Regions from separate parts of the Homo sapiens genome. Here regions 2 and 3 are each linked to region 1. A link is a loop called in an ENCODE intact Hi-C map of the cell type or tissue named here. Cell type or tissue: dorsolateral prefrontal cortex. All regions are shown on one strand.

Region 1 (8,000 bases):
TAAGATAATGATAGTTAATTGCATATGTAAAACCGAAGGCATTATTTTAAAAAATAATATTCTTTAAAAACAAAATATTTAAAAAGTTGACCATTATAAAAATAACTTAAATATATAGCTGACAAATTCCCAGTTAAATCAGGGTAATGCTACATTTTGGTGGTACTTTTTATTCTGAAAGAACACAAAGATGTTTGCAAATCTGCCCTAAAATACAAATTAAATACAAATACCTTGATTCACTGATGACGAAACACAGTCACTAGGAGAAAGAAACAACTAAGAACCACTGAGTATTTGAGAGTGGGAAACAAAACAGATCCTCTTAGAGGAAATACAAAGGAATTAAAGAATAGAACAATCCAACTGGGGATTTGGCTAGGGTGTGGAGTCTAATCCCTCTTGCACTACTTAAACAAATCCATGGTGAAATTAAATAGCAGAGCCAAAGGTTGGGCTTGGTGACTGACTTTTCTCAACTTCCTTTTTAGAGAGGCAAGACCCAAGGTGTCAGGAGGAGGCCAAGTTCCTGCATTTGGGAAATCATGGCTCCATCTCTCCTTCCCTCAGGGCTGGCAAACAGCCACTGGCAGTTCTTCCCCTTGGGAGTGCCTGTTAATCCTCATGGGTCAGAAGAAGGGAGAAAGGTTATCCCTTTTAGATCCCTTCAGCCTACTGAACACCTTCCTAAACTGCTACCAGTTGAATAGTTGGGCCAAATAACTGCTCGTCACTGTTTACTACCAAAGAAGCCAACTGAGGTTCCAAATCACTGTAGTATTTCCCAAGTTGGGGGGACACACTGTATGTGAGTCACTTTTACCGGGCATAGAAGGTGTCTTTTCAGCACTCTTTTAATATTTCTGATCACACTTAGGAGAAAAATCTTAGTTTAATCTGTGGCAATTACTTGCTACTCTCCCCTCTCTTCCCAACAGAGGGAGTGGACTGCGGGCTTAGAAACTTGGGTTGGCAATAATATATGCTCTAGCTAGCATTTCATATTTTTATGGCTACTTTTAATCTATGACAAGTTTTACTGGCTTTTCATTTAGGGTATTGATAGAAAGTTTTCTTTCAAAATAAGTGAGCAGGCTTCAAGAGAAACATTAAGTTAATAATAGTGCAAGTATTACACAGGGTAAAAACCGGGGCAGAAAGCCTGAAAAACTCAGCCTTAATCACTGCTGTGAATTTCTTCTCCCTCCTGCCCAATGCTGATGGCATTTTATTGCGGCAATCAACTTTTAAAATCAAGTAGTTAAGTGAAAACAAAATGAAACATACTCTTCTGCCTGGATAGAGTCAACTGGAGCCACATAATTGCTGGGAATGTAACCTGTCTCTCCAGTTGTCAAGGAGCGGGCTTCCCACCAATCTCCTTCCCTGTAAATAAAAAAGAAAAGTAAATATGTTGACCATTTCAACAGCTTGCAGTTAGAGACTCACTGTGGTCTGAAGTGTATAACTGTCACCTAATCATCCTGCCACCCGATTTCTCCAACCTATTCCTTTACTCTGAACTCCAACATAGTCCCCCTGTGAAGGTCAGAAGGTTCCAGTTCGAGTCAGCCATGAGATGAACCCACAGTTGTCTCTTGCCTTATTTGTGAATTAAGAATGTGGAATCCTGGCCATGAGAAGTCTCTCTTGGTAGGGGGCATTTTGCTTGGTTAGTGTCCTTAACTTGGATGGATGGAAAAGGAATCCAGCCTCAGCCTAATTAAGCAGAACATGTTAGCTGCAGATCATCTGGGAAGGGAAGCTTTTTAGGAGGTCTGAGGTCAATATGAGCTGCACAGTACTGCTTCCCTATTGTAAGCACCCCTCTCTTTCAAGTTCAAATCATGACATTAGAAATGTTAACATCTTAACATTGGGAGGTTAGGAGGTCTGATGAGGGATGAAGGCATGCTCTAAACACGTGCCTGGCTTGCTCTCAAAAAGATGGGGAGACACCTCTCTGCAGGTAGAATGATGCTACAGTAGGATCACCTTCCCCAGGCATTTTCAGTCTGAAGTGATTCCATCAAATGTCCAGAGCACTGGCCTGAGGCTCATGGGCAAGGGGTGAGGATGGGAATGGCTGCGTGTGCTCGCACAGGTGAAGCACAGAAACTCGGCAAGGGAGTGAGATTTTTAGTCACGCCACTTTGTACTGCCTTAGGCTCCATGCCACAGCACAGCAGTGTGGTATCAATCTGGGGAGCTCTCAGAGGAGGTGAAAGGGGATCTTGTAGCTACTCTCATCTTAAAGCCAGTGAGTACATTAAGCAGTTCAAATTCATCTGCTTAGATTCAAACAGGGCTACCTGTGATGAAGAGCAGGAATGGAGTGTGTACCTCTTCCCATTAACATCGGGGAGGCCATGGATGTGGCGCTGCGGCTCTGACATCCACTGAGTATCTGCAGAACCTTCCACCAGCCTGCAGTCAACGACATGATTGCCCTCAAGCAAATCAGACCTCCCAGCAAATCTGATCTCCTGGGGCTCAGGACCTTCTTTTCCTCCTTTTTTGGTCCTTGGAGGCAGCAAGCAAAACTTCAGGCATTTTAAAAAAAAATCGTTCTTTTGGCTGAGTTCTGTGTCAAAGCTTTCAGCCAGGGGAAAAAAAAAATGTGTTAGCTTCTGGCCATGGTAAAGATGCTCCCCAGACAGATTTAATCAGGTAGAGAATAATCAGCCTCCACATTAAACTCAAGCATTACTCCAGAGGCCGCTCTCTAAAGCTGGACTCTCTGAGCAAGGTGAGCAGTGAGCAACGCCTCCAGATAGGATTTAATAGAGCAACAGAACAAAGGTGACCAGCCAGCATGTGCTGGGGGTGCTGCTGTGGGAAAATGTTTGGTGGCATAAGTAACAGAATAGCCCACAAAAAAAACCAAGGTGCCAGCAAAGGTTTTTAAAACCTTATGCTTTAATTTAGTTTCCTAATCTCTCCTTTTTACCCTATTACAAATCCAGCAAAAGTACAGTACTCATATTCAGAAAGTTCTTTATTCATAAAATTTAGTTCATGTCTAGATTTATTCATAATCTTAAATTTAGTTCATGTCTAGATCTTTGTTAGGAAATATTTATACATACTGAAGAATATAGGTACAGTATATATGAACCCCGTGAACCCACTGCCCAACTTAAGAGCTAGATCGTTACCAACTGGGTGGGATCTGCACTGTGCTGCTCCCCTATTGTAAGCACCCCTCTCTTTGAGGTTCAAATCATGACATTAAAAATGTTAACAGTTTGTACTGGTCTCATTTCTATGCCTTCCAAAAGGAATACATACAGTTGTAAGGATATCATCTAAGAACATATGTGGAAGTTTATTTTTTTCTTTAAACACTGTATGTGTTTAAGGAAAATGGCTTTGGAGACATAATCTTCACTTTAATATAGTGACAAGGTTTACTGCTCTGAAGTTCCACTAGATGGAGACATTTCATCATTAAAAATAACAATACCCAGCTCCTCCCCCTCCACCCTCTCCCGCCCAGCCTGGGAAATGCTCCAAAATGGCGAGGAAAAAATTAAGTGCTTGTAGCAGAGGCTTATTGTTTTTTAATGCAAGATAACCTTCATCAAGTTAGTTCTAATTGAATTAAATTAAGAAAAAAATGGCTAGCATCAATTTTAGGGTATCTGAGACTGTCAATAGGGGCGGGAAGCCAATACATTTTGCTGCAGGTTGGGACAAGCCCAGCCTTATTCAGGTGATCTGGCATTAATGAAGTCATTTCCAATTCAAATCTAGCATTAACTATCTCATTTTGGTCTAGGTACCTAAATAGTGTAGCACAGATCAGAATGCAATTATCAGCTCATTCTGAAGTCATGAATCAGGAATTCATGATTTTCTCACTTGACCCTATTAATCTCACAAGGGTTTTCAGCTACTCATGAGAAAGATAAAATCCTTGATTTCTCTTTTTCTAGGCTTTCTAGGGTCATCTTCTTCATCAAAGGAGACATAAAGTGACAAAGATTCAATGTTTATTATGTAGTAAACCTCACATGTTGAGCCTAGAGAGGCTGGTACAGACTCAAAATATTCATTGAGAGCCGTTGAGCGAGTGAATTAAGTCATCTTTTTGATACACTAGAAGCACCAATTCACCTATAAATAGATATACTCTATATTCATGTTGATTTAGGAAAATAGGATCTCTACTATGTTATCTTTTATTTCTTGAGTTACTGTGGGTAATTAGCATTGTTAAAGCTGTATTTCTTTAAACGGTTCTTATAGTTCAGATTTTTCAGTTTGCACTTGGTGAGATATTCTTTGTTATCTTGCTCTAATTCAAATATATGATTTAAAGCCTGGCGCTGGTTTAGAATGGCTTTTAAGGTTTTATAACAGCTGTCTCTGTTCCTCTGATTTAAAGACTTGCTAAAAGATTCTGTGCCCCCACCACACCCCACACCAAGAAAAGTGTCTACCCCCAAACCCCAAAGTTGCTCGTAGGCTTGTGGGCCCCGGAGCTGGGAGCCCTAGAGCCTTGGAGCCAGGGAGTAGTTATTTGCCAACAGAAGTCAGCCTTGATCTGCTCAGTAGTGTAGCATTTTATGTCGGTAACAATTTTATCAAATGCTTGGGTGGGGCTCTAAACCAGGATTTCTTTTTATCACAATAGGAAAAAAAAAACAACAAACCTACCCTCAGCTGTGACCAATACTCCACTCTGTGTAAAACATGTATTACATTTTAAAGAGTCACTGTTCGTAGATGGTAAACGACTAGTCTTGAAATGTGAAAACAAGGAATAAAATGGATGAACTTAAATACTTTGCAAAAGGGGTTCAAATTTAATAATGTCCTAATACATGACACTGAGCACTTACAACGGGTCAATGAAGCACCTTTGCCCCTTGCTGGGTAGCAGGAACACCGCCTCTGGGTACATACATACATGCACATCCCACGGTGTATGTTGTACTTTAACAAAGCCAGCCCTGTGGCCTCCAGCGCCACCAGGGCTCCACCAGGGAAGGGAGTGGGAGGACACACACTAGGAGGTGTGGCAGCTGCCCTGGCAGAACAGAGCCCCATTCCTCCCTCTCCTCTGAGGACCAGAGCCAGAGGCGGGAGAGGATGGGGGAGGGGAGGAGCCGTGTGCCATCTGCTTCTGTATTATTGCTTTGTTTTTCCTTCACGATTTTCTCTTCCCTGTTATTACCCTTGACTTCAGGATATTGTCTTGTTACACAAACCTTATTTTTCTTTTCTATAACCTTGAGAAAGGGAATTTTAAAATTCCACTGATATGGAATTCCATTGGCAGAAAGGAAGAACATTAAGAGGAAGAGAACCTTTGTAATATTTTCCTCTACAAGAACAGGGTTGGAGGCTCAAAGGACTCCGTAAACATCAAAGGCCGTGCATGGAAGTCACAAAATAGAGATTGAGACGGATTGGATCCTCCTTAAGTGTTTCTCTAAAATTTCAATTTGGTGACACTGCAGATCGTTTCCAGATTAACAAAGGAAGAAGCCATGGGACTGACACTGGCAGGGACTGACTTTCCAACGCCCTCCAGCGTAATGCACAGACGCACGTGCAGTGTGGACAAAGCCTCCTGAGAGCTGGGTCTGCACTCTTACTATTCCTTGGTTCTTGCAGTTGAAAGTTTACAAATAGTCTTGAAATTTCTAATCAACCTTGGCATGTAGGGGAGGCTAAGGGGCGGAGGATTTCAGAATTCAAAGTTAATGGACTCCAACAAGCAGCAAAATAACAGCAAGGAGGTATACCCAGAGAGATCAAAGCCCAATCCCCTCCTCCCCAGCCCCAGTCAACTCTCCAAAGCTTCCTGTCACTTGAAGGTTCCCATCCCCTTTGATAAAGTATCTGGGCCTTTCCCAGATCAAACCTGACACTGTTCTCAGGATGCCTCCCTGCACCTCGCCCTGGGCTCTGCCACCTGCCAGCTCTGTGCTCTGGGGCAGTTTCCTAATCTGGGCCTCTGGCTCCTCAGATATCAAACGATGACGTCGATGCATACCTCAGACAGTAGTGGAAGAATGCATGAGAATGTTTGTAACTTAGCTCATGGCTGGTACATCAGGAGCCTTCAATGAATGGTAGCTGTTTATTATTTTTTAAAAACTTCCTGTGGCTACAGGAGGAGGACTCCTGGGGGGCAGGTAACACTCTTCTTGACCTGGCTGGTGGCCACACAGGCATGTTCAGCTTGTGAAAATTCAGCAAACTGTATACTTTTTGAAAATTGTGGTAAAATATAGGCAACATAAAATTTATCATTTTAATCATTTTTAAGTGTACAGTTGAGCGGCAGTAAGTACGTTCACACTGTTGTGCAACATCACTGTGTACACTTTTGATACGTGCACTTTTCTGCATGTGTTCCAACAAAAAGTTAAAAAAACACCACCCCACACCTTTGTTAATGATGACAATCCTAATATATGTTTGAAAACCCTGTGGCTATGTAGACTGTGCCTTCTGATGTCTCGAAGAGAGTCGTTGGCCCTTTATGGCAGTATTCAGTTCTTGCTGTTGAAAGGCGGCATATTCTCACTGCATGGTTCTGTGAGCCAGGGGGCATTCAAGAAAAGGGTGGGCTTTCCAAGGAGGCAGTTTTCAGGCCTGAAGGAGGTCCCTGTGGCAATCAGCACTCCTCTTTCCTGGGATGTGCAGTGTGACCAGGGCTGCCTCTTACTCCCTCTGGCATATCCTTCTGGGAAAGCTGAGGAGCCTGGCTCCAAGTCCTTCTGCCAACATGGAATCTGATTTGCTCAGAGAGCAGAGGAGAAGCAACCAGACTTGGTGGCATAGAAGAACTTCCTGGTGTGCCCCTCAGCCCCTGGGTGGCATTCTTTCCCAACCACCGGGAGCACTCATAGGGACGCTGGAGATGCCTGGCTTGCTGATGTGGAACCCCACCCCCCCACACTTTCTTCAGAACCTAGATTTTTTTCTGAAGGGCCTCATCCACATACACTGCCTCAATCTAATAGAGGCAGTATTTATAAACCCTAAGAAAATCTGACCCGTGTTTACTCTTCTTATGGAGGTACTGAATGTAGGATTTGAAAAGTGAGTGATCCTCACTCTTGAAATCTCCCCACTGCTTGTTTAACTGTTGTTCCTCCTGGCCAACATTAAACAACCATGCAGCATATTCATTCAAGAGTGGGTAAAATCACTTCTTCTAGCTCCAAAAGATTCCAGTCACTCCCAAATTTTTGTTATAGGGAAACGCCTCCACAGGCTTCACCAAAGAAATGTTTAGCAGTTTATAAAATAAAGAACTTGTTGCAAGCCTCAAGTGAGGGCTTAGCTAGTGTAACATCTGAAATGTGAAGAAAATCTCAAGGCAGAGAGCACGAAACGTGGGTAGCCAAGGCTTGTGCCAATCACTTGAAACTGTAGGTTTGTAGAAACACTCAGGGCTGTGGAGAGCGATGCTGGTGATTTTACAACCTTTAAACCTAAACCAAAACCAATAAACATGGACTGTGCTAGTATTTTTGGTACTCTCCAAAAATCTCCTTGGACACACAGTGCCATAAAATACTGCACTGTGTCACTGACTCTTCTTTTTCTCAAAGTATATTGTTGTAAACCAGTGAATTTAGCAAATGTTCTTTTAGCATTTCAGACATCTGAAGAGATGCAGACCAGAAATGCAAGACCCCTTCCCAACCTGAAAGGTATACATGCTTCTCCTCCCTCTCCAAACTTACGAGCTGTTCAATATTTGAAATTTTTCTCCTTTGTGAAAACTCAGGTCATCTTCTGTCCGTGCTTCATAGTCATAAAGGGCCACAAAGAGTGTCACTCCTGCCGAAACGAAATTCACAAGAAGGGAGATTATTACACAAGGGGAAATTAATTCCAAGAAATTAAATCTTCACTAAAATCTCATTCTCACAATCTACATCTAGCCAGCACTAATAACATGATGAAGTGTTGTAATTAACGTGTCAAAACCACAGTCACAGGGCTGTGTTTATGCCTTGGTCTTTGTAGGG
Region 2 (8,000 bases), 700 kb before region 1:
AAATTTAGAAAGTTGAGGGATTAAAATTTCAAGATTGTTTGTATCACCGACTTCCAACTCAAAAACCTTAATTAGTTTTTCTGAGTTGAATATACAAGGCCTTTCACAATATATAACCAATGTAGCTTGGCCTTCTTGATCTCCTATTGCCTTCTTTTTTTCCATTAGAAAGGGTTTATTGCCAATATATTATTCACATTTCTATTGTGTATTCTGATATTGCTCTTATTTATCCAGTTTCTACTATTCATTTAAGTGTCAGATCATCAAGTTTCTTTTCCGGGAAGCCCTCAGTGACCTTCCTGGCTCCTTTTTTTTTTTTTTTTTTAAAGATAGAGTCTTGCTCTGTTGCCCAGGCTGGAGCACAATGGTGTGATCTCGGCCCACTGCAACCTCCACCTCCCGGGTTCAAGCGATTCTCCTGCCTAAGCCTCCCGAGTAGCTGGGATTACAGGTGCCCGTCACCATGCTGACTAATTTCTTTTGAGACGGAGTCTCGCTCTGTCGCCCAAGCTAGAGTGCAGTGGCGCGATCTCGGCTCACTGCAAGCTCCACCTCCCGGGTTCACACCGTTCTCCTTCCTCAGCCTCCCGAGTAGCTGGGACTACAGGCACCTGCCACCATGCCCAGCTTATTTTTGTATTTTTAGTAGAGATGGAGTTTCACTGTGTTAGCCAGGATGGTCTCAATCTCCTGACCTCGTGATCCACCCGCCTCGCCCTCCCAAAGTGCTGGGATTGCAGGTGTGAGCCACTGCGCCAGGCCTAATTTTTTTTTTATTTTTAGTAGAGACAGGGTTTTGCTATGTTGGCCAGGCTGGTCTTGAACTCCTGACTTCAGGCGATCCACCCTCCTTGGCCTCCCAAAATGCTGGGATTACAGGCATGAGCCACTGCGACAGGCCCTGGCTCATTTTTACTTTATTACCATCATCATCCTAAGTGCCAGGCATATAGTAGGCACTTCATATACACTGCTTCATTCTAACAAGAACCTTGTGAGGTTGTTCTACAGATAACCCACACCTAGCAAACTATGCTAGTTCTAAATGATTTGTGTAATGAATATAAGGACTACATCCTTTTCTATTTTTTTCTCCTTTATGAGGCAAGTCGTGTTCTGATGCCCAGGCTGGAGTGCAGTAGCTCAATCATGGCTCATTGCAGCCTCAACCTCCCAGGCTCAAGTGATCCTCCCACCTCAGCCTCCTAAGTAGCTGGGACCATAGGCACATGCCACTATGCCTGGCTAATTTTTAAAATTTTTTGTAAGATGGGGTCTCACTGTGTTGCCCAGGCTGGTCTTGAACTTCAGGGCTTAAGCAATCCTCCCACTTCAGCCCTCAGAGTGCTGGGATTACAGGTGTGAGCCCCCACACCCAGCCTCCATGATTTTTAAAAGGTTATTAGTACTTAGCATTCTGCAATTATATTTGCCAGCTCTTTTATAACTCTGGAAAGTAATTTAATTTTCCAAGAGATTGGTACTAATTTAAAGGGTCTTGGGTCTGTCTCTCTGTCCCTCAATTTTTTTTTTTTTCTTTTTTTTTTTTCTTTTTAGACAGCATCTTGCTCTGTCACCCAGGCTGGAGTGTACTGGTGTGATCACGTCTTACTGCAGCCTTGACCTCTTGGGCTCAAGCAGTCCTCTACCTCCTGAGCAGCTGGGACTACAGGTTCACACCACCATGCCCAGCTAATTTTTATTTTAATTTTTTGTAGAGATATGGGTCTCCCTGTATTGCCCAGGCTGGTCTCAAACTCCTGAGCTCAAGCAATCCACCTGCCTCAGCTTTCCAAAGTGGTGAGATTACAGGCATGAGCCACCACACCTAGCTCTCTCCAATTTAAGAAAATCTTCTTACTGAATTTTTTGCTTCTTTTCCCTCATGGGGATTGAGAGATTCAGCTTTTCCTGCACAGTACACTGATACTCTCAAAGCAGCAGTCCTTTATGGTCCTATTTCACCTTAGTGTTGACAGCCGCGAGGCCTCCATCTGATGCTCAGTGGCCTTGTCTACTTTATTCCATTTGAGCTTTTCTTGCACCATGCTTACAAGCTTATGCTACACTTCTTGTTACCCTTGTTTTAAATTTTTATATACTTTGCTGTAGATCACTTTTGAAAAATTGATGGGGTATAAAATTACGTTGTATGCACATGCTTTACAAATCTGAGCCCACCAAAAAAACTGTGACAAATACATTGCTTTCATTTTCCCTTTTTGGGATTATTTATGGTCTTTATTGTCAGGATTATAATTTTTAGGGGAAAAAAAAACACGTCACCCATTCTTGGGATTATAATTTTTAGAATTTATTTCCCGTATTAGTAATAGCTACTTTTTAAAAAAGAAACTAAGAACCACTATTATCTGTTTAATCTTTACAAAAGTTCTTGAGTTTGATGACATTCCCATTTCACAGATGGGAAAACAAACAGGGGCTCTGAGAAGTTAAATGAGAGCTATTAAGTAGGTAAGGCCAAGTTGAAACCCAACGCTTCCAAAGCCTGAGCTTTTCTTCCCCTACTGTCCATCTTGCCTGTGGTAAACATATTCCCATGATCCCTTCTAGAATCTTTATAGGTTCTTATCCATATTTTCCATGAATTAAATTCATACATGAAAGACAATGACTAATATTTCCTTCTCTCAATATTATATATCCCAAATTATCAAGGGTATTTTTCTTTCTTTCTTTCTTTCTTTCTTTCTTTCTTTTTTTTTTTGAGACATAGTCTCACTCTGTTGCCCTGGCATGATCTCAGCTCACTGCAACCTCCACCTCCCAGGGTCAAGCAATTCTCTTCCTTAGCCTCCTTAGTACCTGGGACCACAGGTGCATGCCACCACACCCGGCTAATTTTTTATATTTTTAGTAAAGACTGGGTTTCACCATGTTAGCCAGGCTGGTCTTGAACTCCTGACCTCAAGTGATCTGCCTGCCCTGGCCTCCCAAAAGTGCTGAGATTATAGGTGTGATCCACCGTGCCTGGTCAAGGGTATTTTTCCAGCCAAAATGTCAGCCAGATTTTCAGCTAAGATTTCCATTACTTGTACTCCATTGACCTAGATTTTCTGCCTTTTTCTCTTTCCCCTAGGTCTCCCATATAATTGTTTATTGTCAGTGAGGCAGATACTTACAATTTGTTATAACAGAGAGAGCTTTTGTTTGCATTTGTTTAAATGTTTTTTGTATTTTAATAAGCCCCACCTTCTCATTATTTTGTGCTTCCACTAGATGGCAGGAATGATCACATAATGCAGTGGTGAGGGGAAGGGAGTGAAAACCAAAAAGGAATCTGGACAGAAGCAGAAAGGTAGAAGAGGAACAGATTCAGACTGTAGGGCACCAAGGGAAGTTGAGTTTTCAGTATAAATATGAAGTAAAACAACTGCTCTTTGGTTTATGTTGTGTGTTCAAATGAAATATCAGTAGGGAGCAAGAAATGTATGAAGGGCTTTCATTTAGGAAGTTCCTTTTTTTTTTTTTTCTTAATTGACCAGAAAGAAAAGTTAACTTTTTTTCATGCAAGATACCCATTTTGTTCATTCTTAATTTGTTTACATCATTTTTTTTTTTTTTTCTTTTTTTGAGACAGGGTCTCACTCTGTTGCCCAGGCTGGAGTGCAGTGGCATGATCATGGCTCACTGCTGTAGCCTTAACTTTCTGGTCTCAAGCAATCCTCCTACCTCATTCCCCTCAGTAGCTGGGACCACAGGTACACGTCACCACGCCCAGCTAATTTTTTTTATTTCTTGTAGACATGAGGTCTTGCTGCATTGCTTGGGCTGGTCTCAGAGTCCTAGGCTCAAGCAGCCCTCCAGCCTCAGCCTCCCAAAGTTGGAGGTGTGAGCCAACATGCGTGGCCTATTCTTCCCTTCTTAAATGGTAGCATATTATATATATGGTTGTTTAAAAAAATTTGGAGTAGAGGAATTTTTAATTCTGATTTTCATTATACAATTGAGAAAACTGAGGCCTGGACAGGTGAGTAGCTTTTCTAAGGTCATGCATTTACCAAGTGGCATATTAAAGTTTTGAACTTAGGTCTCTCCAAAGTACATGCTTTTATTTCTTATTTGTTTATTTTTTGAAATGGAGTCTCACTCTGTCACCCAGGCTGGAGTGCAATGGAGCAATCTTGGCTCACTGCAACCTCCGCATCAGCTGTTCAAGCGATTCTTCTGCCCCAGCCTCCTGAGTAGCTGGGATTACAGGCATTCACCACCATGCCTGGATAATTTTTGTATTTTTTGTAGAGACAGAGTTTCGCCATGTTCGCTAAGCTGGTCTCAAGCTCCTGGCCTCAGGTGATCCACTCATCTTGGCCTCCCAAAGTGCTGGGATTACAGGCATGAGCCACCGTGCCCAGCCATGCTTTTATTTATACAGTATTATTATACTTTAGGTTATCAAGTTCATAAAGTTATTTATCATACTTCTTGGTCAAAATCCTAACAGTGTATATACCACTTGCATGACGTCTTTCCCAACTAGAAATGATCTTTCTCTCCTCAGAACTTCCAGAATGGTTTATACTGTTCTCCTTTTAATGTGCTACTTTAAATTGCAGTTGTTTGTATGTATTCATATCTACCTAGAATGCAGGGCCCCTGATAGAAAAATGCTATATGTCATTTATCACTTTGCATAATAGGTGCTCTGGTACAATTTATTAAGTGAATGGATTCTTGCCAATGGTATTCATGTGTAAACAATACTCTGTTGTGTTCTAGCCAGAAAATATCATGCTGTTAGACATATTTGCTTTCCGGTTACTAAGTACTACCATTTATGCCCTCCCGTTTTCATTCATTACTTGTTTGTGTTACCTTGATGATTTGCAAACTTTAGTGAAATTTCAGTTTGGCAGTTAAGAGAAAATGTTGTAATAAAAGGATGGCTGGTTAGAACTATTGGATACAGACTGAAAATCCTTTTATATTCATAGTCTTAGAAATTTTGACTTAATAAAGAGTACTTTTCCATGTGCTTATTGTGTTCCTAAAGTTTTCTCCCAAAGCACAGATGTCCTGAAAATTTTGCATTATGAAAGTTGTTTCAGAGCAGACTGGAATGTACATATTTCGTTTCCCAGAAGTACTCTGACTTCAGTAATGCCACACCAATGAGTGAGCTTTATTAACTTGGCCACTGAAGGAGAGTCAGGCTTTGGCAAAATCATGGGAAAGCTCTTTATTATGATATTTAGATTAAAATATCTTGAAAAGTACAAACTTGTTTTATAAAAATGTCCCAGGCCAGGCGTGGTGGCTCAAACCTGTAATCCCAGCACTTTGAGAGACCAAGGCAGGAGGAGTGCTTGAGTCTAGGAGTTCGAAACCAGCCTGGGCAACATAGTGAGACCCCATCCGTACATAATATATGTATAAATATATGTAGTATATGTACTTTTTTTAAATTAAAAATGTTCATTAGTTTTTTTTTTTTCTTGTTTGGGGGAGTAGAGGAGGGTGGTGTATAAATGTGCCTGCCCACTTGTGTTTGTTTTATACAAGTTAATGCTGTGTTTTTTGTTTTTTGGGTTTTTTTTTTTTTGAGACTGAGTCTCACACTGTCGCCCAGGCTGGAGTACAGTGGCGCAATCTCGGCTCACTGCAATCTCCGCCTCCCAGGTTCAAGTGATTCTCCTGCCTCAGCCTCCCAAGTAGCTAGGGAGGCACTTGCCACCACACCTGGCTAATTTTTTGTGGTTTTAGTAGAGATAGGGTTTCACTGTGTTAGCCCCTATGGTCTTGATCTCCTGACCTCATGATCTGCTCGCCTCGGCCTCCCAAAGTGCTGGGATTACAGGCATGAGCCACTGCACCTGGCCTGTGATTTTCTTTTGGTTAAGCACAAGAAAGGAAAAGCAGACAACAAAAGATGCGTTCATCTGTGCACATGGAGATAATCTGCATCTTATGGGCTAATGGGAAGCAGGAAGGAAAATGCTAGGTGGCTACAGAATGGGACTAGAACAGAATTTCCCACTTACTACATCACCTGCCTTGGGCAGCTCTTCCTAAGCAAACTTGGATAAACTTTTATATAGACCTTTTATCTTAGCCAAATGTTATTCATGAATTTCCATTTAGCCTCCTTGAGGTTCGATTTTCTCAGCTGTAAAATTAAGATATCACACTTGTTTTCCAAACTTCTTTCATAGCCAAGTCTGTGTAGTATCCTTAGCGTGCAGTTCACTGGAGATTTTCTTTTAATTGACTCCTCTTTTTAAGTTATTGTTTGAGACAGGGTTTTGCTCTGTCGTTCTCACTGAGTCCAGTGGTGGGATCAGCAATCCTCCCACCTTAGCCTCTCCAGTAGCTGGGACTACAACCTGGCTAATTTTTTATACTTTTAGTGGAGATGAGGTTTCACCATGTTGCCCAGCCTGGCCTCAAACTCCTGAGCTTAAGCAATTCGCCCGCCTCAGTCTCCCAAAGTGCTGGGATGACAGGCATGAGCCACTGTGCATGGCTGACTACTCTTTTTAAAAGGAAATTTTATGTCCCTATTGTAAATGGAGAATGGTACAGGATAAAATAAATACGTAGTAAATTATATCTGGCTTTGTATCATTAAAATGCTCTCATGTGCCACCGGTGGTATGATTACCACTTTGTGAGAAAAAAGACTATCACTGATATGCAAGGTTCTTTTCTGGCATTAACAGTTTATAAAGTTTCTTATCCTTTGTTCATATAATCAAGATTTCTTATTAGAGTTTTTTTCTTGTTGGCCTCCCTCATAGAAAAAAAAATTAAGGCTAATTTGATTTTAATAGTCAATTTGAACAGCCATTTTTATAGAAATTTGCTATCTTCATCTACCAGTAGATTAAAATTTTATGCTTTGATTTACATTTTTTAAAAGTTAGTATTTTTAATGGATATGATTTTTTGATGCTGAGCTGACTCAGAGGAAGAACTTCAAAACAGAAACATTAAATGTCTCAGTGAACTGAACACCAAAATACCAAAATAAAGTCATGAGATTAAATGCTTAAGGGGTGGGACCTTCAGACATTTTTCAGGAATCATTTTTTGTGCTTTTTTAGATAAGTATTGGAGCAAAACTGTTTAGAGTGCAGTTCTTTGTAACTGAATTTTGCAAGTATTTGTTTTGTTTTGTTAATAATTTAATATGTGCTTTTAGATTTCTTCAGAGGCCCCACAGTATCAAATATCCGCCTGGCTGGATTAGAGTATGTTCTGCACTTCACTGCACTGAATGGGAAGATTTACTTTCGAAGCTATAAGTAAGTGCATTTCTTCACATATTTTCTTAATCCTCAGGGTTAGTGTTTAAAACTGTGTGACTGTTTTTTAGAGCCCAAACTTAGAATTGGTATCTGGCCAAAAGGTTTCTTGGAGAGTTGGCAGGATAGCAGTGACAGCAGCTCTGTGCTGATCCTCAGTCCTTTGCCTCTGAAACCCTACTTTTCCAGTGCCCCAGAGCATCTGATGCTGCACTGTCGCTGAGCCAGGTGCACCAACCCTTCCTAGCTTTATGCAGCATCTCTTTATTGTTCTTGGTTGGATTTACAGCACTAAGCCACAAATCCTTGGCTAGGCAAAGCAAATCTCAAAACCCTAAGTCTTAACAATTGAGTCTAAAAGGAATAAGAAGATTCAGTGGCTAGATTCATTTCACTCTGTCTCTCTAGCCTAGGCCTTCTACCCCTACCACAATATAAATATAAATCTTAAGCAGGCCGAGCATGGTGGCTCACACCTGTAATCTCAGCACTTTGGGAGGCTGAGGCAGGCAGATCACTTGAGGCCAGGAGTTCAAAACCAGCCTGGCCAACATGACGAAACCCCATCTCTACTAAAAAAAACCAGAAAAATTAGCCCAGCGTGGTGGCACATGCCTGTAGTTCCAGCTGCTCAGAAGGCTGAGGCACAAAAATCGCTTGAACCTGGGAGGTGGAAGTTGCAGTGAGCCATGATTGTGCCACTGCACTCCAGCCTGGGCAACAGAGTGAGGG
Region 3 (8,000 bases), 450 kb after region 1:
GACCTACGATTTTGCTTAAAGATCGTGCAACTGTGTAGACGGATGTTCCTGCAAACCCGTGAGTTTCAGCCTTGGCTGGCCCCTCAATGCTGCAAAGAGATTTGTTCTCCTAGTCACCCAAATAGTGATTCTAAACATTGTCATGATTCCTAAGCCAACATTTCCTTCACCCACCCCCATCTGATTGTAAACAGATCACTTTATTTTCTTTTTTATTTGGAGGTCATAAACTGTTAGTGGGGGACACTTCTTCCACACTTCTGATGTCTCCTTTATATGCAGGGAGCACAGTGAGTGAAACTCCAGACCTCTCTACCCCTTTCCTCACTCTACTCCTGTGAGAGGGGAGTGGTTGATTTTGTGGGTAAATTTGGGAAGAATAACTCTATAGGCTCTGCTCAACTCCACCCTTCTTTGTCCTGGGAGCAAGCTGCCAGCAGAAAGCCTGAGTTTTCCTGTGTTCCTCCATGTTAAAACTATTCTGGGCAGAACCCCCATCTAAGCCTTACGGTGTTGCCTGTCTGGGTGGGCACAGCTGCTTAATACTGGGACTGAATGTCAGCTACCCCACTTGGCTAAGAGACCTAAAGCCATGCCTGCTGCTTAGCTGCTTCAGAAATAAGGCAACCTCCTTGGTCTCTGTATTTACTATTTTATTTATGTTTCCACCTGTTTAGAACTTGGGTTCTGGAAAGGGTCACTATTTATTGGTTAACTCCCTCAGAGACTCCAAAACCAATGAACAGGTATTTCCCCAGCTTTTTGCAACCAGCCCCCAGCCCTTCCCCGCAAACTCTATAGATGTATTTATAGCTACACCTACACAAAAATTTCTCTCCAATTTTAAGAGGAAAATGTTCATTTTCTGTATAAAGCATGCTGCCCCATTGTCTTGGTAACCCCGTTATTCATTCTTGCTTTCTAGCTACTGACTCTTCTCAGATATAAACATGCTCAAGTATCTCCCGTCAAAAAACAAAACAAACAAACAAACAAACAAAAAACCTTATTCTTTCACTTTAGGCTCCCTTCTAGCTTTTTCTCTTGCTTTGACACAGTGCACTTTACAGAAATGTTTCTTGCCAAGATCACCAACACCTGGCCCCAAATCTCCAGATCCACTTGACATTTTCCCATCCTTATTTACTGGACCCATCTGTGGTTTGCTACAGTGTTGGCCACTGTCTTTGCTTAAAACTCTTTTCTTTTCCTAGCTTCTGTGACTATGCTATCTCCTGGGTCTCCTCTTTCCCTGACCAAGAAAGAGACCGTGAAACTTGGCATTTGACTCCCAGCCCTTTCCTCTCCCCTGAGTGATCTCACTTCTTTCTCTGAGGGCAGTCTTTGAGTATTCTAATCCATTCTCCACTGTCTTGCAGGAAAGGTAATCTTCCTATTAAGAAAATCTGACCATGTTATTTCCCTTCTCAGAATCAGCCAGTTGCTTTGCAGGAATGAGTCCAATTTCTAAGCATGACATCATCAGCTGACCGCTCTTCTCTCACCAATTTCATCAATTCTCATGACCCCCAACCTGCTATATCCCATGGTCTAATCTTGACCAACTGGTTGTTGTTTTAATGCTCCACAATTTTTTCTGGTCTCTTACCTCTGCAAATATTTTCCCTTTCTGGAATAATTTTCCTTTATTTTCTGTCTAATCTACCTGGAAAGCTCTACTCCTCCTTTCAAATTCAGCTCAAATATCACTTCCTTTTTGAGGCCATCCCTAACCTCCTCAGGATGAGTTAAGTGTTGCCATGTGTTTTTATTATTCATTCATGTGTCAAATGATTGTAATAATTTTAAGTGATTATTTAACTCATCACATCATACAATCCTAGGAGGCAGGAACTGAGTTTAACTTATTTTTGTAATCCCAGAATGTAGCACAAAGGGTTTGTAGTACAAAGGGTTTACTTTTATGGAGGCAGTATTAAACCTCTAGCCATTTTGGTTGGTCATCTGGGGAACAATACTTTGAAAAAAATGTTTTTAATTGTATAAGTGGAAAATAGACCATGGACATACCACTTTTACTCATTCATTCCATCAACAAATATTCCCTGTGTGCTCATTATGGACCAGGAACTCTTCTGGGGGTAGAATACCTTTGAACACAGTCTCCACTTTCAAGGAATTTACAGTTTAGTGGGAGAGATACAGGTAATAAACAAGTGATCAAACAAGCAAACAAGCTAATTTCAGGGAGTAAAAGATATTTTGAATAACATATGACAGGTGGGGTGGGATGAGGAGTGAGTGGGGTAAGGGGTTCATTTGGATGTCAGGGTCATAAGGACACCAGCCATTTGAAGATCTGAGGGCAGCAGGTGCAGAAATCCTGAGGCAGGAAATAAGTATGGTATATTTGAAAAATAGAGAGGAGTTTGTTGGGCTGGAGTGCAGTGAGTGAGAAAAGAGTTGGGTATGTGGTCAGAAAAGTGGGTCTGAGCTGGGTCATGTAGGGTCTCATGGGCCATGACAAAATGAGCTTGTTTCTTACTTTAAGTGCCACTGGGGAGTGTCTATAGTAGAAATAATGTTGGTTATGTTTTTAAAGGATTGTTCTGCTACTGCATAAAGAATATGTCTTGAAGGACAAGAGTGGAGACAGTTGGATCAGCTAGGAGGCTCTGGTGGCAATTTAAACTGTAGATGAGGTGACTTGGACCAAAGAGCAGCAGTAGAGACAAGGAAAGTGGTCAGAAATCAAGATTCAAGGCCTGGTGTGGTGGCTCACGCCTGTAATCCCAGCACTCTGGGATGCCAAGGCAGGTGGATCATCTGAGGTCAGGAGTTTGAGACCAGCCTGGCCAACATGGTGAAAATCCATCTCTACTAAAAATACAAAAAATTAGCCGGGCATGGTGGTGGATGCCTGTAATCCCAGCTACTCGGGAGGCTGAGGCAGGAGAATTGCTTGAACCCAGGAGGCAGAGGTTGCAGTGAGCCGAGATCACTCCATTGCACTCCAGCCTGGGCAACAAGGATGAAGCCACGTCTCAAAAAAAATAACAATAAAAAAATAAATAAAATAAAATAGAAAGAAAGAAATCAAGATTCATTTTAGAGATAAGGAGAAAGGAGAAAGCAGTAGTGACTCTGGAGTTTTGATTTGAGCAATTGGGTTGTGCCATTTATTGAGATGGAGAAGACTGGGGAAGGAGTGGGTTTTATTTAAGACATGTCAAGTTTGATATGTCTATTATTAATACATCATAGATGAGACTGTGACTTTATTACAGTCGTACTGAGTTCTGACTTGAAAATGTCAAGTTAGCACTCGGATATAGGAGTTTGGAACTCCGTGGAGGTGTCATAGCTGGAGGTATAATTGTGTATTCATTGGTGTGTAATTGTTCTTTAAAGCCAAGGGAGTCAATGAGATCAGCTAGGGAGAGAGTATAGGTAGAAAAGAAGGCCTAGGACCAAGCACAGAGCCATTCATTATCCAGAGCAGAGATCAACATGGCCCAGTGTCAAGTGCAGCTCAAATCTTTTTTTTTTTTTTTTTTTTTTTTGAGACAGGGTCTCACCTTGTCACCCAGGCTGGAGTGCAGAGGCACCATCACGGCTCACTGCAGCCTGCACTTCCCGGGCTCAAGTGATCCTCCCATCTCAGCCTCCTGAGCAGCTGGGACTGTAGGCATGCACCACCACGCCTAGCTATTTAAAAAAAAATTTTCTTTTTTGTAGAGAGGGGGTCTCACTATGTTTCCCAGGCTGGTCTTGAACTCCTGGGTTCAAGCACTTTCCCCCACCTTGGCCTCCCAGAGTGCTGGGATTAGAGGCGTGAGCCACTGCACCAAACCAAAGCCTGTTGAGCTGAGAATATATCTTACATATTTAAACGGTTGTAAAAAAAAATTAAAAACAAACAAAACCCAGAAAAAAATAAGAGACAGTGGTTGTACGTGGCCTGCAGAGCCTAAAATATTGACCACTTAGAGGGTGTGCAGAGGCGAGGCTAGCAAAGGGGGCTGGGAAGAAACCGCTAGCCAGGGTAGAGGCCATGAGCGGTACCAGAGCAGCCAGGACAAGGGCGCCACCTGGTGTTTAGAGGAGGGAGGGCTGAGAAAGCCCGGGAGAGACAGGCGGGTCGCTGGTGACCTGGACAGGAACAGTCTCAGTGAAGGGGATGGAACCCCCTTCAGAAACGGCCGAGTATAGGGGACAGTGGGAGTCTGGGAGGTAGAAACAGCAATGATAAGTCACTCGAGACATTTTGCTGTGAAGCTGAGCAGAATGGTAGGGCAGAAGTTAGAGGGGATGCAAGCTTTATAAAAGATTTTTTTACAGGGCTTTTTTCTTTTTGATATTTAAAAGATAGGAGATAGTACAGCACGTTTGTACGCTGATGGTAATGATTAAGTAAAGAATGAGAACGGGATGATTCAGAAGAAAGGGCATAACTTGAGGAGTGAAACCCTGCAACCTGTTTTCAAGGCCGGGCAGGAGAAGGAATGCTTACAACGGAGGGGAGGCAGAGGTGTGGGCACAGATGCAGGCGGGCCGGCGGATCTGGGGAGGAAGGATGAAGGGAGTTCTCTTCTCTTTGTTTCTAATTTTTCAGAAAGCAGGAAGCCAAGTCACCAGGCAGAACTGATAGCATGGGAAGTGGGTTCCCACCAGTCGCATGCAGCTGCTCTGGTATGGCCATGGTGCTGGGGATGAGTCAGAAATCTCAGGTAGGTACAACAGAGGAACAGGCAGATATGGTAGTTAAGGGTATTTTGAAAGAATTATTATATTTGATAATTTGAGCTGCTTAAGGAGGGAAGAAAGGACATGAGAGGGGTACGGTAAAAAAGGCAGGGAGGTCTCCATGTGGCCAGAGAATTACTGGAGTGGGCATTCTAGAATAAGTGAGATAGGAGATGGTGCTCTGGGAGGGAGGTGCTTGAAACTAGGGTTTGGGAGGAGGTACTGTTACTGAGGACAAGATCTGGGTATGGCCATAGGTGGGAAAACAGAGGTGGACTGGAGGATAAGCTTGCTGGAAAGGGCAAGTTCAAGGAGCTGGAGGTCAGAGAGTCGGTGACTTCATCCATATGGATTTTGCTGTCACCAAGGAGAGTGATGGGAGTCAGTTTGGAGAGAAAGACAGTTTGGTGCTGAAATAGTCAACGGACAATCAAATGACCTTAAAGTGATATCTTTCGAAAGGTAATAAAATGAACTAAGAGTAATTTCATGATAGTTCAGTTCACTGCATTTTATTGGAAATTTTCTACTTTTACAAAATGTGACTTTTATTGATTTTGAATGCCAGATTTATCAAACACAACTTTATGAGTGAAGAGTGAGTAGGATGGATCGAGAGCAGCATTTTCAATAGAACTCTCTGCAAGAAGTTCCACTATATTCAGTGGCGCAATGCCTGTTTCTGCACAATGCTTGTGCCACTGAATATAGTAGCTGCTAGCTATGTGGCTGCTGAGGACTTGAAAAGTGGCTAATGTGACTGAAGAATTAAAATTTTAATTTTATTTAATTTTAAGTAATTTAAATTTAAGTAGTCATATGTGGCTGGTGGTCATCGTACAGTGCAAGAAACTAAAACATTCAGTCATCTGATCTTTATAATGCCTGCTCACTGGTTAGATATGAATTTATTATTATTCTGTGACACTGAGCTGCTGTTGTAACCTGCTGGAAATACAAACCTGAACAAGTCACGTGCGTCCTTACCTTTATTATATCATCAAGTTCTGAAAGAGTTAGACGAGGTGTTGTCAGAGAGTCCGCAGATGTGCTCAGAGACATGTTCACCACTTCCATTTGTTCCCTCACTCTTTCCTGTTGTTTCTGCGGGAAGGAAGAGTAAGGGAGAGTGAAGTGAATATGTCTTTAGGGAAAGCGTTGGGGAGAGCAGTAAATGTCAACTTGCTCTCTTTGGACTCAGACAAATCTGGGTTCATATCCCAGCTCCATCCTTGCTGTGTGCCTTTGGGGAATGCTACCTGTTTGATGCTGCTTTCTCATTTATAATACAGAGATAACAACAGTAAGAATCTTGGGAGATTAGACATACGGAGGATTATTATAACACCGTCATTTCAAAGAGAGCTAGCGCCTTAGAGAGGGCATTTGTCTCTTTTTCCCAGAATATAAAAGAGGACTATGGAGAAAGGATTGAACACAGGCTCTATATTTGCAGTGATTGGAATATGAATTAATTCAAAAAGTATTTATCATGTGCCAGCCTTGGGCCTGACACAAACAGCCCATTTGGACAGGAACAGAGAATATACAAAAATAATCTTATTATGTCCTTTTAAAAATTAAAAATGGCCCTACTATTAAAGCATCAAATTTTAATCTTGCTTCATACCTCTCAGAGCTCTTTATTGTAAATGCTCAGATGTTTTGAGAAGGGAAAGTAAATACTAATACATGTCTTGATGAGTACTTTAATTTCTACCATCACTTTTAGGTTCTAGAGGCAGGGACATTGTGATTCTGAAGAAATATTATGGGGCTTCCAATGAGTTTAGAGTTTGAAAGAAACATAGAAAGAAACTTTAGGAGGGAAAAGTAAAAGACTCATTTTACAATTTGAGTGAAAAATGAGTTGAAGTTACCTTAGAAATAGTAACAAGTCAGAGTTGAAATATACATTATAGTGTAATCTAGAATATCATAGAAATAATTATAGAAGCCTAGATAGAGAAGGAAATACTTTAAAGCTTTTTAAGTTCATCTTAATGTCCTTTCTTACTCCCTGCAGTCTTTTCTGGCTTAAAGAAAAGGAAGAATGGAACCCATCTTCTCCAGATATGTTGTTATGGGGTAGGTGTAGGTCTAGAGACAGAAAAGAATCACATTTGAACATCCTCTTAATGCAAGAACATTTTTAAAGAAACAATTTTCCCTGAATATCCATCAAGCCTAATACAGTGTGACTATCTGAGATCAATTATTCTTATCTTTACAAAGACTGGGAGTTATACAGCAAAAGCAATACTGTAAAATATGTGTATTAAAATATGTAAAAGAAGGGAGTTGAAAAAAGGTTGGTATTATTTACCTCTCACAGAACTGTTTTCCTTTTACAGTGTTCTTTACCCCTTCTGTAAGTTCTCTCTGGGTGACTGCGGGAGAACACTGCTAACACCCTGAAGTCAGAGACAAACTTCAAAGCTGTGTGCTAATAGCACTGTATATAAGCTTATTTGCAGTAGATGAAAAACAATATGCTTCAAGTTAATGAGTTTCTCCCACTTACCGTATATAGCATTAGACAGAAATGAATAAAATTAGCTTTGAAACAAATAAAGATATTTCCACAGAAAAGTGGTCAACTTGAACAAAGTAAAATGTTGAAAACTGATAATTATGAAAATGACACAATTGTCACTATTCAGCATGCTTCACTGTGCATATTACATATGCAAAAAAATAGAAAAAGTTCCACGGTCAACAACAACAACAGCAACAGCAACAGCAACAAAAACAACAAAAAACAGTCCTGGGAAGGTAAAGCTTGGGTATATAGTAATCCCTAAACAGTGCTTTTGAAGGAGTATTTTACTTACTTTTAAACTATACAATCTCATGTTCATCTGATAAGTTTTTAATCATTCTGTTACCCTTTGGAGATAGAGGTAAGATGACAAAATAATGTAATTGCTAGTTGTATGGCTACTGTTGGTACATGTCAAAATGATTAAGCTCTGTGGGTACTTTTTTGGTTTTGTATGATAACTGAAATTTGGGGATTATTCTTTTCTAGCCCATGCTGTAGGTGTAATAGTGAAATGTAAAATTAAAACAATTAAATTTGGGCCGGGTGTGGTGGCACATGCCTGTAATCCCAGCTACTTGGGAGGCTGAGGCAACAGAATTGCTTGAACCCAGGAGGTGGAGGTTGTGGTGAGCTAAGATTGTGCCACTGTACTCCAGCCTGGGTGACAGAGTAAGACTGTGTCTCAAAACAACAACAACAAACCCACTTAAGTTTGTTTTCTAAAACACAGAGTCAAATTCCAGTAAGG

Evidence for each region. Hi-C counts contacts between places; a loop is a spot of excess contacts. Peaks named below come from ENCODE experiments on the same cell type or tissue, not always from the same donor. Only the 100,000 strongest peaks of a DNase experiment are listed, where the experiment ranks them.
Region 2: a loop joins it to region 1, with 5 times the contacts of the local background. A loop is called at or near these places in 2 of 110 quality-filtered maps.
Region 3: a loop joins it to region 1, with 4 times the contacts of the local background. A loop is called at or near these places in 31 of 110 quality-filtered maps.

Annotation. Positions count from the first base shown.
Region 1 is chr6:111,706,635-111,714,634 of GRCh38, forward strand. It overlaps FYN (FYN proto-oncogene, Src family tyrosine kinase), which reads right to left. Exons shown (of 14, transcript NM_002037.5): 5 at 7,713-7,809; 6 at 1,288-1,386. Among named protein-coding and RNA genes, the nearest start is that of TRAF3IP2, 100 kb to the left of the region's middle. RefSeq lists an enhancer at 3,596-3,725. In dorsolateral prefrontal cortex, CTCF peaks have their summits at 3,426 (motif pointing right), 3,626 and 5,004; DNase peaks (open chromatin) are centred at 3,497 and 4,997; H3K4me3 peaks cover 1,294 bases; H3K27ac peaks cover 6,627 bases.
Region 2 is chr6:111,008,589-111,016,588 of GRCh38, forward strand. RPF2 (ribosome production factor 2 homolog) reads left to right here. Exons shown (of 10, transcript NM_032194.3): 8 at 7,166-7,268. It overlaps LOC124901375 (a long non-coding RNA gene), which reads left to right and starts at 1,633. Exons shown (of 2, transcript XR_007059705.1): 1 at 1,633-1,675; 2 at 3,244-5,000. In dorsolateral prefrontal cortex, CTCF peaks have their summits at 3,264 (motif pointing right) and 3,464; no DNase peak of the experiment used is centred here.
Region 3 is chr6:112,159,466-112,167,465 of GRCh38, forward strand. LAMA4 (laminin subunit alpha 4) reads right to left here. Exons shown (of 39, transcript NM_001105206.3): 13 at 5,695-5,811. Among named protein-coding and RNA genes, the nearest start is that of LAMA4-AS1, 73 kb to the right of the region's middle. RefSeq lists an enhancer at 4,127-4,176. In dorsolateral prefrontal cortex, a CTCF peak has its summit at 4,060 (motif pointing left); a DNase peak (open chromatin) is centred at 4,056.